Regions from separate parts of the Homo sapiens genome. Here region 1 is linked to region 2. The links are chromatin contacts, found by Hi-C or POLR2A ChIA-PET in ENCODE. All regions are on one chromosome and are shown on one strand. The core of a region is the stretch at or near the end of the contact, and the rest is flanking DNA. Distances in the headings are between cores, read along the strand shown. Region 1 overlaps TRAPPC10 (trafficking protein particle complex subunit 10). Region 2 holds the start of CFAP410 (cilia and flagella associated protein 410).

Region 1 (7,032 bases), core at 3,195-5,694, 250 kb before region 2:
AGGCCCGACCCTCTAATCCTGCCCTGGTCATTCTGGTGACCAGTCCTCATCTTGAAGCTACCTTGGAGCTGCCAGCCTCCAATCAACTCATTAGCCTACAAAAAGACATCACTTTGGAGATTCTAAGGAATTTGGGAGCTAGTATGCCTGGAAATGGGGTTGAAAACTACATGTGTATTTTACAGTGTCACATTAGGCCAAGAAGCAGCTAATGTCTACCACAGGGTTTCATAAATATGTATATAATTTCCTGCTTAGAAGTACGTTTCAAATGCTAAACACTAGATTTAGTTAGGATCTATACTCAGATCCCAGCACTTTGGGAGGCCAAGGCTTTGAGACCAGCATGGGTAAGCCAGTCGGGGCAGGATGACAAAACCCCATCTCTGCAAAATAAAAAAATGAAGTAAATTAGCTGGGTGTAGTCGTGCGCCACGGCCTCTAGTCCTAGCTACAGGCTGGAGCCCCAGCTGAGGCTCCTGCCTCAGCCTCCTGAGCCCAGGAGTTTGAGGCCTCAGGGAGCTGTGATTGCGCCACTGTTCTCCAGCGTGGGTGACAGAACAAAACTCCATCTCTTAAAAAAAAAAAAAGTTTTCCTTTGAAAGGGTTGATTAAACTTGTCCGTCTGGCATGGCATTTGAGAAATTCAAAGCTATTGTCCTTTCTGATAAGTTCTAAAATTGGAAGGAGTTGCTATAAACAAATGATTGAAGAACATGTGGCAGCTGAACAAGAGTGAGTGAATGTCTCCTTTGTTCGGGCTAGCAACGATTTATTTATTTGCCTGTTTCTTCTACGTGGAAAAAAATCACAAAGGGCATTTTTCTGTTATTCCCCCATTCCCCCTATTTTTCTGCATTTGTGCCTCTTGTGTGGCCACCAGCAAAGGCTGTCAGATGTGGGACACAGCAGTCAGTCTCTCCAGTGATTCTTCCATTGGAACATTGTGTAGAGAAGCTGAACTCGATTCCCGCAGGGGAGCCGAAGCACCAGCCAGCAGGCCCTGCCCTCCCCATGGCCCAGCGGCTGCAGTGCCAGGCTCATGGCCTGGCTCCTGCTTCCTGCCTAGTGTCCCCTGTCTCTGTCCACTCTCCCCCCGGTCCTGGTATCTTGCCTGCCTTCTGTCTTCCCTGCAGCAGGATTCTCAGAGGCCTCAGCTCACTCCTGCCTCTCATTGCTGTCTTGGAGTGAGGGGGAGCCACCTGACTGCTGACTGTTCTTAACCCAAAAGCCCGTGGCCTGAAGCTGAAAAATCCAGAGAAGGTTTTGAATATTTGAGCAGCACCAGCACAGTCAAGTTTTCTTTACAGTCTCTTCTTAAGCCTCATTATGTGATTCTCTTCTACTACTAATGGGCAGGCAAATTTTGTGACCCTCAGAGACGTAGTCATGATCATAATCCCTGACTTGCTGAACCAAGATGGGTATAAGACTCCTTGACTCACAGGATTCTTTTTTCCCCAGCAAGGTTCTCCTTCAACCCTGTAGTCCACATCATTGAGATGAAAAGTTAGGGCAGAAGGGAATGGAAGTAGAAGGAATTCATGGAGATCCCAAAGGAGCAAATCTTTCATAGTAAAAGAAATAGAGCCCCTTTCACCCCATTGCGGGCCCTGAGATGCTGTCTTCCGGTTGGCAGCGGTGCTGAGCCACGATCTCTTTTCCTTTAGATAGCCTTCTGGCAGGCATTCCTCAGAGAGTCAAGTTCACTGTCACTACCGGCCATTATACGATAAAGAATGGAGACAGCCTGCAGCTTAGCAATGCCGAAGCCATGCTCATCCTGTGCCAGGCGGAGAGCAGGGCTGTGGTCTACTCCAACACGAGAGGTGAGGTGCCGCCCACCCAGGCCCAAGGAGGATGCCCACCTTGCCCTGCACTGTGTGGGTGTGAGGGTGAGCCTGGCCTTGCTGCCATCCTGCTGAGCGCCCCTCAACAGTGTCTGGAGTCCGTGTTCCATAGGAGCCCTGCGGCCTGATGCCTGTGCTGGGGTCCCATCTGAGGTGATAAACTGAGAGTGGTTCACACGCTGAGTGGCCGAGCAGTGCTTGTCTGGCTGAGGATTAGGAGATGGGGGTCACGGCTGGGGTCACGTTCCATGGTGATGCCTGCCAGACCCTGTCCCCCTTGGGCTGGCCCTGCTCCCGAGAAGCAAAAGCAGAGCAGCCCTTGCAGGTGCTGTTGAGAGCCCTGAGCACTCCCATCCTCCCAGCCACGAGGAAGGGGAAGGGGAGGACCCTGCTCCCCTGGGGTGGGGGTGGATCTGCGGATGAGCTGGAACGGGAGAAAGTCATGCAGGGACCTACACAGGACTTGGGTGGGCCCCGTGGGAAATGCCCTTTTCCTCTCTTCAGATTGAGATCAATGATGGGTCTGGGCGCCTGCCTGCCGGCTTTCACACAGGGCTGCTCTGTCCTAGGGGCCTTGTTCTTGGGTTTGCCTGCCAGGTGCGCAGGAGCGGGAGAGGTTGAGCAGTGGCCTCACTGCTGGGCCATCACCTGCTGTAAGGAAAAGGACAAGTGAAACCGAGGGAACAGCTTTGAAGTGACTTTTTCTGTCCTTCGTAGAACAGTCTTCTGAGGCCGCGCTCCGGATTCAGTCCTCCGACAAGGTCACGAGCATCAGTCTGCCTGTTGCGCCTGCGTACCACGTGATCGAATTTGAACTGGAAGTTCTCTCTTTACCTTCAGCCCCAGCACTCGGAGGGGAGAGTGACATGCTGGGGATGGCAGAGCCCCACAGGAAGCATAAGGACAAACAGAGAACTGGCCGCTGCATGGTTACCACAGACCACAAAGTGAGTAGGGACAGTGGAGGAGCTTAGCTTGTGGGGCGTCCGCCGCCCGCCTGCCTGCTGGGAAAGGCGATGTAGCGATGCCTGCTGTTAGCCTGGCTCCTTCTGATTCCCGATGCCCTGGGCATGTGTTTAGCAGTTCTGTCTGTCTGTGAATCACCCTTTCTTAGATAAGGGGTGCATTTTTTGCAAGGGCAGAGACAAGCCAGCTCTACCTTTCCCTCTCAGTTCCAGGGGCCAGGGAGTTTGCTGTAAGAGGTTAGGGCCGGCTTAGGCATGAGGGGCGTAAAACTTGGGTCATGTCCATTAGACCGGTGACGAGGCCAGAGGAGGTCTGTGTCGTGTGTGCCTCGGTGTCTGTCCACTGAAACTCATAAGCTCAGCCACGGAGGAGCTGTCTCATTTTAGGCTTTGGTGCTGGTACTTACTGACAGTTACTTGAGAAAGATGTGATTTCGGTCCCAGAGCCACAGGATATCAGCTCATGGAATGTGTCGCTGCATCATGTTACTCAGGGTGTGCCCAAGTCTCGTAGCCCAGAAATCAATCCTGAGGGCCCTGAAACAGCCCAGGGGCCGCAGTATACGCCCAAGAGCAGCGGGGGCAAAGGGCAAGGCATGCCGTCTTTCCAAAGCACGGAGTCACCAGACAAGTCCACGCCTGAAGACGAATGTTGTAATGTTCAGCTTTTGAAGAACCTGAGGAAGTGTCTTTCCCTTAACTCACACAGACGTTCACCATTCACGAAGGTGGCGCTTAGCTCAGCAGGAGCGCGCAGCACTGGTGGCACCTGTGCTATGTGCCGTGTTATCCCGCTCTTCCCTGGCGCTGGTGGCACCTGTGCTGTGTGCCGTGTTATCCCACTCTTCCCTGGCGCTGGCGGCACCTGTGCTGTGTGCCATGTTATCCCACTCTTCCCTGACACTGGCGGCACCTGTGCTATGTGCCGTGTTATCCTCTCTTCCCTGGCGCTGGCGGCACCTGTGCTGTGTGCCGTGTTATCCCACTCTTCTCTGGCGCTGGCGGCACCTGTGCTGTGTGCCGTGTTATCCTCTTTTCCCTGGCACTGGCGGCACCTGTGCTGTGTGCCGTGTTACCCCGCTCTTCCCTGGCGCTGGTGGCACCTGTGCTATGTGCCGTGTTATCCTCTCTTCCCTGGCGCTGGTGGCACCTGTGCTATGTGCCGTGTTATCCTCTCTTCCCTGGCGCTGGTGGCACCTGTGCTGTGTGCTGTGTTATCCTCTCTTCCCTGGCGCTGGTGGCACCTGTGCTATGTGCCGTGTTATCCTCTCTTCCCTGGCACTGGCGGCACGCACGCTGTGTGCTGGGGTATTCACCTCTTCCCTGTGGGGAATAAGGCTTGAGACTTGCTTCCTTCCTGCCCTTAAGGGATGTAATAGCTTTGTCCTCACTGTGCCCCTAAACTGATTTGGTTTTCAGTTACATATTCAGCCTCACATGGATTAAATGCTTAGATAATTCATTAACTATGGAGTAGTTACTGATTGGCTAATGTCATCTGGAAATACATGACTGAAAGCACTTTGTCAAAACCCTGTGCACATTGCAACATGCATGGCTCCGCGGCCCTGCGTGTATGGGAGCAGCAGGTGGGTCTGCTGCTTAGAGGACGGCTGTGCTCTTCCGCCGTTGAGGTGACTCTGGTGATGTGTGCATGTCTTGCCAGTTCTGCGTTCGTTTCTCTTGTCTGTATGCATAGCTTCCTGTTTCTCGTTGGTTTGTGTATGTGTTGGGTAAGGCTTTGCTTCCTGGATAATGAGTGGTTGAAGCCATAATAAAATGTCTAGGGCGTGGGCGGGCACTGCAGGTGAGTCTGGGCAGCAGTGGTGGTGGCTGTGCTGTCCGTCGGCGAGTGGTCTGAGAGTGTCTTTGTGCTTCCTCCTCAGGTGTCGATTGACTGCCCGTGGTCCATCTACTCCACAGTCATCGCACTGACCTTCAGCGTACCCTTCAGGACCACACACAGCCTCCTGTCCTCAGGAACACGGTAACGGAGGCGTAGCGTGCGGGCCCTGGCTTCTTTCCCCAGACTCTTCTAAGTGGAGGTTCCTAATGTTCAAAACTGGCCTTCGTGGTGACCAAGGATGTCTTCTTATGTGACCACAAGGCCATTGTTTGTGTCTTAAAATCCACAATTCCCTGGTGTCCTGTGACATCCAGTTCATATTCAGGTTTTCCCAACTGTCTGAAAATGACCTTTTATGGTTGCTTTGTGTGACTTGGGGTCCAAAATCTCCATCAGACCACTAGATCTCTGTTCATCCTTTCTTCCCTGTTTTCAAGCCATCGACTTGTTCACTTGCAGGCCAGGTTTCCTCTGGACGCCCGCCTTTCTGGATCTGGCTGGATTTGTTAACTAGTTCTCCTGTCCCTGTATTTCTTGTCAATTGCCTGCAACCTCTAGAACAGGAGCTTTTAAGCTCAGCATTAGTGACATTTTGGGCTAGATAACTCTGTTGTAGGGGCTTTCCTGTGTGCTGTAGGGTGTTGAGCAGCACCCCAGGCTCTCCCATGAGATGCCAGTAGCACTCCCCACCTGCAGGTGTGGCAGCCACAGATGTCTGTAGACACTGCCCAGTGTCCTCTGGGTGGGGCGGACGTGCCCCAGTGGAAAACAGCTGCCCTAAAGGCTTGAGTAGACTCCAGTTCTGCTTTGAGGCAGGCGGGGCTGTGTGCTTCCTGTTGACTGCACCGGGAGGCCCACGGTGTCCAGGTGTCCTACCTTAGTGACGGTGCTAGCGTTGATCAATGGGCTCGGGATGCTAGCCTGGCCTCTCACCACAACTTTTTATCCATTGATGATGTGTGGATAATTTGGAAACAAAAACGTCAGACCCATGTTTAGAATGGAACATTATACTAGCAGCTTTTTTCCCCTTCAAATCACAGCAAAGGGAACTGTAGATATTAATAGTTAAAAACATCAATAATCTCTAAAAGAACCTTATTAAAAAATTATTTTTCAGCCGGGCGTGGTGGCTCATGCCTGTAATCCCAGCACTTTGGGAGGCCGAGGCAGGCGGATCACGAGGTCGGGAGTTCAAGACCAGCCTGACCAACATAGTGAAACCCCGTCTCTACTAAAAATACAAAAATTAGCCGGGCATGGTGGCGGGCGCCTGTAATCCCAGCTACTCGGGAGGCTGAGGCAGGAGAATCACTTGAACCTGGGAGGCAGAGGTTGCAGTGAGCTGAGATCGTGCCATTGCACCCCAGCCTGGGCGACAAGAGCAAGACTCTGTCTCAAAAAATAGTAACTATTATTAATATTTTCAAAGTTTTGCATGTAATGGAAATGGATATAAGCCCCGCCTATCATCTCTCAATGGAGAGTCTTCACCTGTAATGAGGAGGGCTGCTGCTGTCTCCCCGTGGCTCCCCAAAGGCCAGTGAGGGTGACCAGCCATGATCACTTAATAAGGCTGGTCAGAAACTATATTCTTTCTTCCATTGCCTCACAGAACTTGCCTCTTTAAAAACTTTTTTTATTTATTTTTATTTGTTATTTTTTTGAGATGGAGTCTCGCCCTGTCACCAGGCTGGAGTGCAGTGGCGTGATCTCAGCTCACTGCAACCTCCACCTCCCAGGTTCAAGCAATGCTCGTGCCTCAGCCTCCCGAGCAGCTGGGATTACAGACACGTGCCACCACGTCTGGCTAATTTTTATATTTTTAGTAGAGATGGGGTTTCACCATGTTGGCCAGGATGGTCTCAATCTCCTGACCTCATAATCTGCCCACCTCGGCCTCCCAAAGTGCTGGGATTACAGGCGTGAGCCACCGTGCCCGGCCAAAAAGGTTTATTTTCTGGCACTTTTCGGTGTGAAATCTGAAGGGAAACTTATGCAACAACTTAGCTTACTTTGCTTTGTTGCTTTTTTGATTCCCCAGGCAGAGAGGGTCTCCTTAACAAAGCTAAGATATATTTAATAAAGTTCTTACATATCAAAATAATACTTTTTGTTTTTCCACTTTAGGAAATATGTTCAAGTTTGTGTCCAGAATTTGTCAGAACTTGACTTTCAGCTGTCAGATAGTTATCTTGTAGATACCGGTGATAGTACCGACCTGCAACTAGTACCACTGAACACGCAGTCCCAGCAGGTAAACATTGTGTAGACCTGAGCATAAACTTCTCAACAGAGAACCAGAGTGTACGGAAATGATGTAGTATGTGTTGCGACTGAGCCTTTAGATAGAACAGCTGCACTGCTGATG
Region 2 (6,212 bases), core at 221-2,720:
TTTGTAAGACACAAAAAGATGAACTCTTCCTCATGGTCCCTGAGTAGCAGAAGGTTCATTTCTCTCACTGACAGACATAAACAAGGGCGTCTTTATAAGAGGTCAAGTTCAAAGGGTGAACAGGCAACTTATGAAGCAAACTTTAAAAGCCTGAAACAGGGTTGTTGTTTCTCCCAGCTTAGTGGGAGTACTGACCACCCCATGCAAAACAAAGAAATGCATTATTGAAAGCAAATGACACGGGAATTGTAGCCAAAACACCAGATATGCCAGGGCAGAGAGAAAAGCTTTTTAATTAACAGGGAAGAGCTCACTCTGGGCAGTCTGCGGACACCCCTGGGAGGAAGCGTCTGCTCTCGCTGACCCCCACACCCGCCTGCACGGTGAGGCCAGTTGACACGGCGCGGTCACTCTGCTGAGTCCCCAGGGAACCCTGGAGATCTTGCAGGCCTCAACTCCAGGCTCCCTCTTCTGGAAGCTCCTGGTCTTCCTTGGCTCAGTGAGACTCAGCATTACCTGCCTTTCAGCCTGCCTGGGTCCCACCGCACCCACGTCCCTTCCTGTCACCTGCTAGGAGTACCCTGGGAACGGCCGCCCCCAGTACTGATTACCAACGTGTTTCCTGACTCAGTCCTGGAAAGCTCAGTTCTCTCTCCTATTCGACTTGGTCCCAGTGACTGCTGGCAACCCCAGACAACAGACCCAGCCCACAGGGCACCCGGGGCAAAGGCGGGCCGGGAAATGGGGGGGGGCCCAGGCGACCCCGACCCCCGGCCTCCTCCCCTCCCTCACCCGCGGCTCCTTCGCCGCCCTCGCCCCTGCCCCTCCCCCCTTCCACTCCGCCCCCGCCCCGCCCCGCCCCGGCTCCTCCCTCCGGCTCCGCCCTCGTCCCGCCCCGGCTCCTCCCTCCGGCTCCGCCCTCGTCCCGCCCCGGCTCCTCCCTCCGGCTCCGCCCTCGTCCCGCCCCGGCTCCTCCCTCCGGCTCCGCCCTCTCCCCGCCCCGGCTCCGCCCTCTCCCCGCCCCGGCTCCGCCCTCTCCCCGCCCCGGCTCCTCCCTCCGGCTCCGCCCTCGTCCCGCCCCGGCTCCTCCCTCCGGCTCCGCCCTCTCCCCGCCCCGGCTCCTCCCTCCGGCTCCGCCCTCGCCCCGCCCCGGCTCCTCCCCCCACCCCGGGGCGGCCGCGGCCAGGCCCCGCCTCACCAGCAGTTGAGCTTGCGCACGCTGTGCAGCTCCGAGGCCTTGGCCCGGGTCAGAACCATCTTCCGCGTCAGCTTCATGGCGGCCGCCCAGGCCCGACCGGCGGGCGCCCCCGGCCTCCTGATCCCGGGCGGGTGACGACTGCGCGGCGCGTGTCTCCAGGGGCGGGGCCCGCGTCGTCAGGGGCGGATCCTGAGCCGATTGGCGGCTCGGTGAGGAGAGCGGGGCGACGCGAGCCCGCTGGGGCCGCTTGGGCGCCGCTGACACGTTGGCTCTGCTCCTGCTCATGCGCGGCCTGGGGCGCCCTTCTCTGACGCGATTCTAACGCGACCCCGGAAGCGCGCAGCGAGCAGAGGGTGGGTGCAGGTGGCGGTCCCCGAGTCGGCCCAGTGAGGGCTGAACTGCTGCTCCCAGGAACCGAGCGGGGTGGGCTCGGTCCGACGCGCATCATGGCCGAGTGCCTAGGCCTGACTCTGAGCGCAGGCCTAGCGTGGATGGCATGGGCGCTACACAGCTCCAAGTTACGCGATTCAAACTCTTGGAATAAACCCAGGGCAGCCCTGGGGCTGTGTTGATTCCTTGTCTCCCTCCCTCCCAGCATTTACAGAAAAGACGCATTTATAGGAAAGACGCACGGGCAGGTCCAGCAGAGCCCTTACAAGCATTTCAACCTTTTAGAAATCAGATAAGACCCTCTAAACATCGTTACATGGGCCACAGTTACATTAAGACAGGCGTTCTGACGTTCTGAAACCGCCTTTGCAAAAAATTGTATCGGTGAGAGAAGGTTGGCCTTGAAGGAGATCTGGCCAACCCCCATCTTGCCTTTGGCCTTAAAACTGCCCTTAATTATTCCTGGATAAGCAAAGGTAACTTTGGGAGACATTTATAGTTTAAGTGATAGCAGCCCTTCCTCAAAACTAAACAGCCTTTGTAAAGCTAATGAGACCACTGAAACCGCCTTTGCAAAAATCATAACTGAAGAAATTATGACAGGGGAAGATCTCCTCACCCACCCCATCTTCCTGCTATCCTCTAAGCTGCTTTTGTTCATTCCTGGGTGTAGACCAGACTAGCCTTGGGAAGGAATTTAGTTTATAGATTAAACTGAAACAAAATTGATAATAGCCCTTTCCCAAAAAAACCCTTCTTGCCTGGGGACCAGTCTGCCTTTGTAGGACTAACAAATTAAGCTACGAGATTAAAAATTACAGTTTAGGGGCCATGCAACCTCTGGCGGCAAGAGTCTGAACCTCCCCAAATTGCTTCTGGGAATAACATCACTGTTGCAAAACTTAAGGTCAGTGCTTGAAATATTTTGTAGACCCTGCATTCAGATGCAGCAGATGACACCACCCAAACGGATAATCTGGCTCAACCATGTGTGTGATCCCACCCAGGGACAGAAGTCAGCCAGAACTCATTTTGACCCCCTATGATTTAATCTTCGACCTGACCAATCAGCACTCACCACTTTCTGAGCCCATACCCGCCAAATTATCCTTAAAAACACGGATCCCCGAATGCTTGGGGAGACTGATTTGAGTGATAATAAAACTCTGCTCTCCTGCACAGCCAGCTCTGTGTGTATTACTCTTTCTCCATTGCAATTCCGTTGCCTTGATAAATCGGTTCTGTCTAGGCAGTGGGCAAGGCGAACCCATTGGGCGGTTACACTACCAGCCTAGAAGGATAGAGGAGCATGAATTCCACTAAGATGCAGATGTAAACATTCGTCAGCCATTATTCTGGAGGTCACAAGATAAGCTACTTCCCCAATTACTCCTGCAGGTAACATCACTATTGTACCTTTGCAGGTTTCTTGCATGTCTCACACGGATGGATCCAGCTAAATGTCTTGCCAACAGCTCCTGTGGCCCCACCCAGAAGCCATGCAGCACAAAAGGACCAAAAGGACAGCTAGATTTCATCTCGCACCTAACCAATCAGCACTCCCCATGCCCTAGCCCCCTGTTCACCAAACTACCTTTGAACAACCCCTAACCCATGAGCCTTCAATTGTAACCGAGCAGCTTAGCAGCTGTGAATCCAAAATATCTGAGACAGGACTCAATCTGTTTAGAAAGTTTATTTTGTCAAGGTTAAGGACAAGCCCATGACACAGCCTCAGGAGGTCCTGATGACATGTGCCCTGGGTGGCTGGGGCACAGCTTGCTTTCATACATTTTTAGGGAGACATGAGACATCAATCAATATGTGTAAGATGGAAAAAGAAGAAAAAATATATGTATAAGATGTACATTAAGCCGGGCGCGGTGGCTCACGCCTATAATCCCAGTACTTTGGGAGGCTGAGGCAGGTGGATGGCCTGAGGTCAGGAGTTCGAGACCAGCCTGGCCAACATAGTGAAACCCTGTCTCTACTAAAAATACAAAAAATTAGCTGGGCGCGGTGGTGGGTTTCACTCGTGTCCATGTGAAGAGACCACCAAACAGGCTTTGTGTGAGCAATCAAGCTGTTTATTTCACCTGGGTGCAGGTGGGCTGAGTCTGAAAAGAGAGTCAGTGAAGGGAGATAAGGGTGGGGCCGTTTTATAGGATTTGGGTAGATAAAGGAAAATTATAGTCAAAGGGGGGTTGTTCTCTGGCGGGCAGAGTGGGAGTCACAAGGTGCTCAGTAGGGGAGCTTTTGAGCCAGGATGAGCCAGGAGAAGGAATTTCACAAGACAATGTTATCAGTTAAGGCAGGAACAGGCCATTTTCACTTCTTTTATGGTGGAATGTCATCAGTTAAGGCGAGAACCAGCCATCTGGATGTGTACGTGCAGGTCACAGGGGACATGGTGGCTTAGCTTGGGCTCAGAGGCCTGACAGTGGGCGCCTGTAATCCCAACTACTTTGGAGGCTGAGGCAGGAGAATCGCTTGAACCCGGGAGGCAGAGGTTGCAGTGAGCCGAGACTGTGCCATTGCACTCCAGTCTGCGCAACAAGAGCGAGACTCCGTCTTAAAAAAAAAAAAAAGATGTACATTAGTTCAGTCTGGAAAGGCAGGACACCTTGAAGGCCGGGTGGGGTTGTGGGGGTGGAGGGAGGCTTCCAGCTTCCAGGTCATCGGTGGATAAGAGACAAAAGATTGCATTCTTTTGAGTCCTTTCACTGAATACACAATTTGGTCTAGCTTAGTAAATCTGCATTTTTACATAAACAATAAGGCAGAGAAAGCAAACAGATAGGCATGTGTCTCCGGTGAGCAGGGGGATGACCTCCTGTCCCACACCTGTGAAGATCAGCTATCAGTTTACATTCCAGGGTGAAATTCAACAGAACTGTTTGAGGGTAAAGATCTTGAGGCCCACAAGGAATTTCCTTGTGGGCAAATTGTGAGGGAGCTTCATAGCTTTTTATCTTTGTAGCGATCTTATTTAGGAATAAAATTGGAGGCAGGTTTGCCTGATGCATTTTCCAGCTGACTTTTCCCTTGACTTAGTGATTTTAAGGTCTTGAGCTTTATATTCCTTTCACACAGCTAAGCCTCAAACCATGTTTTAAAACTTTTTCCCCTTTCCCCTTTCCTCCTCCTCCACCCTAGTCTGAAGATGTAACTGAGACAAGCTGCTTGTGTTACCTTCCATCTTGAAATACAGCCTGGGAATGTGAACCTCCACTCCGTTCCCATCCTGTGCTCTCAGGCCTTATGCACATTTAGTTTACCTGGATGCCTGTTAAGCACACACCATGCTCACTTATCTGGTCATCTCTTTGCTTGGAAGCTTCAGGGGTCAGCTCCTGAAAGGGACCGGACACCTCATTCTGTCTCCAACAAGATTACTTCAAGGCCAGAACTCACTCTCGGCCTTGAAGTAATTGAGGACTAAACTCTGATTTTTCTTTTTTTATCTTGCCCAAATTCCTAAAGGGCATGGACAGTCATGCCCTACAAACCATAAATTCTCATCAGATGGGTTTTATTTAACCTTCTATATCGTGGTGTTGACAAAAAGAGTCAAACTCTGTAAAATATTTTAAGAGATTTATTCTGAGCCAGATATGAATGACCATGGCCCGTGACGCAGCCCTCAGGAAATCCTGAGAACATGTGTCCAAGGTGGTCGGGGCACAGCTTGGTTTTTTACTTTTTAGGAAGGCATGAGACAGCAATCTAATACATTTAAGAAATACGTTGGTTTGATTCAGAAAGGCGGGACAACTCAAAGTGGGGGCTTCCAGGCTATCGGTGAATTTAAACATTTTCTGGTTGACGGTTGAGTTTGTCTAAAGACCTGGGATCCATAGAAAGGAAATGCTCAGGTTCAGATAAAAGACTGTGGAGACCGCTGGGCACGGGGGCTCACGCCTGTAATCCCAGCACTTTGGGAGGCCGAGGCGGGCGGATCGCGAGGTCAGGAGATCGAGACCATCCTGGCTAACACGGTGAAACCCTGTCTCTACTAAAAATACAAAAAACAAACAAAAAAATTAGCTGGGCATGGGGGCGGGCGCCTGTAGTCCTAGCTACTCGGGAGGCTGAGGCAGGAGAATGGTGTGAGCCCGGGAGGCGGAGCTTGCAGTGAGCCGAGATTGCGCCACTGCACAGAAAAAAAGAAAAAAAAAGACTGTGGGGACCAAGGTTCTTTTGAAGTCTTTAATGGCTGCCCTTAGAGACAATCGATGACGAATGTTTCCTATTCACACCTTTAAAAGGTGCTAGACTCTCAGTTAATCTCGTCAGGATTGGGAGGGCCTGGAAGAAAAAGATCAAGCTATGTGAATAGAGATTCCTTCCAGATGCACATTTTCTCCCACAAAGGACGGCTTTGCAGGAGCGTCTCAAAATATGGCAGGAAACATGTTTCGGGGTAAAATATTTTGATTTTATTCCTTGTCATGTTATGCCAGAGTCAGATTGGAAAGTAAGTTATGACATATAGGGTTAAATAAAACCCGTCTGATGAGAATTTATGGTTTGTAGGGCATGACTCTCCATATCCCTTAGATAGGAATATAGGCAAGAAAAAAAATCAGAGCTGGCCAGGCGTGGTGACTCACACCTGTAATCC

The links. Hi-C counts contacts between places; a loop is a spot of excess contacts on that map. ChIA-PET counts read pairs that join two places held with the same protein, here RNA polymerase II (POLR2A). Pooled maps may share reads with other maps.
Region 1: a map of CD4-positive, alpha-beta T cell shows a loop between it and region 2 (4-fold over the local background). The contact joins the enhancer-like site here to the promoter of CFAP410 in region 2. A Hi-C loop is called at or near these places in 1 of 168 maps with a recorded cell type or tissue (CD4-positive, alpha-beta T cell) and 4 of 50 pooled maps. POLR2A ChIA-PET finds 5 or more read pairs at or near these places in 3 of 52 experiments (CD4-positive, alpha-beta memory T cell, common myeloid progenitor, CD34-positive and naive thymus-derived CD8-positive, alpha-beta T cell).

What each region holds. Positions count from the first base shown.
Region 1 is chr21:44,085,132-44,092,163 of GRCh38, forward strand. TRAPPC10 (trafficking protein particle complex subunit 10) reads left to right here. Exons shown (of 23, transcript NM_003274.5): 16 at 1,671-1,829; 17 at 2,568-2,797; 18 at 4,702-4,802; 19 at 6,792-6,918. Among named protein-coding and RNA genes, the nearest start is that of PWP2, 19 kb to the right of the region's middle. Within about 2 kb of position 4,445, at least 9 of the 41 ENCODE cell types and tissues checked have a DNase peak (open chromatin) inside an H3K27ac peak, as active enhancers do; they include CD4-positive, alpha-beta T cell, where a contact is called at or near this core.
Region 2 is chr21:44,337,920-44,344,131 of GRCh38, forward strand. CFAP410 (cilia and flagella associated protein 410) reads right to left here and starts at 1,471. Exons shown (of 7, transcript NM_004928.3): 1 at 1,199-1,471. The coding sequence starts at 1,275. RefSeq lists silencers at 640-759, 1,060-1,429 and enhancers at 1,430-1,649, 3,512-4,154, 4,155-4,798, 5,541-6,096.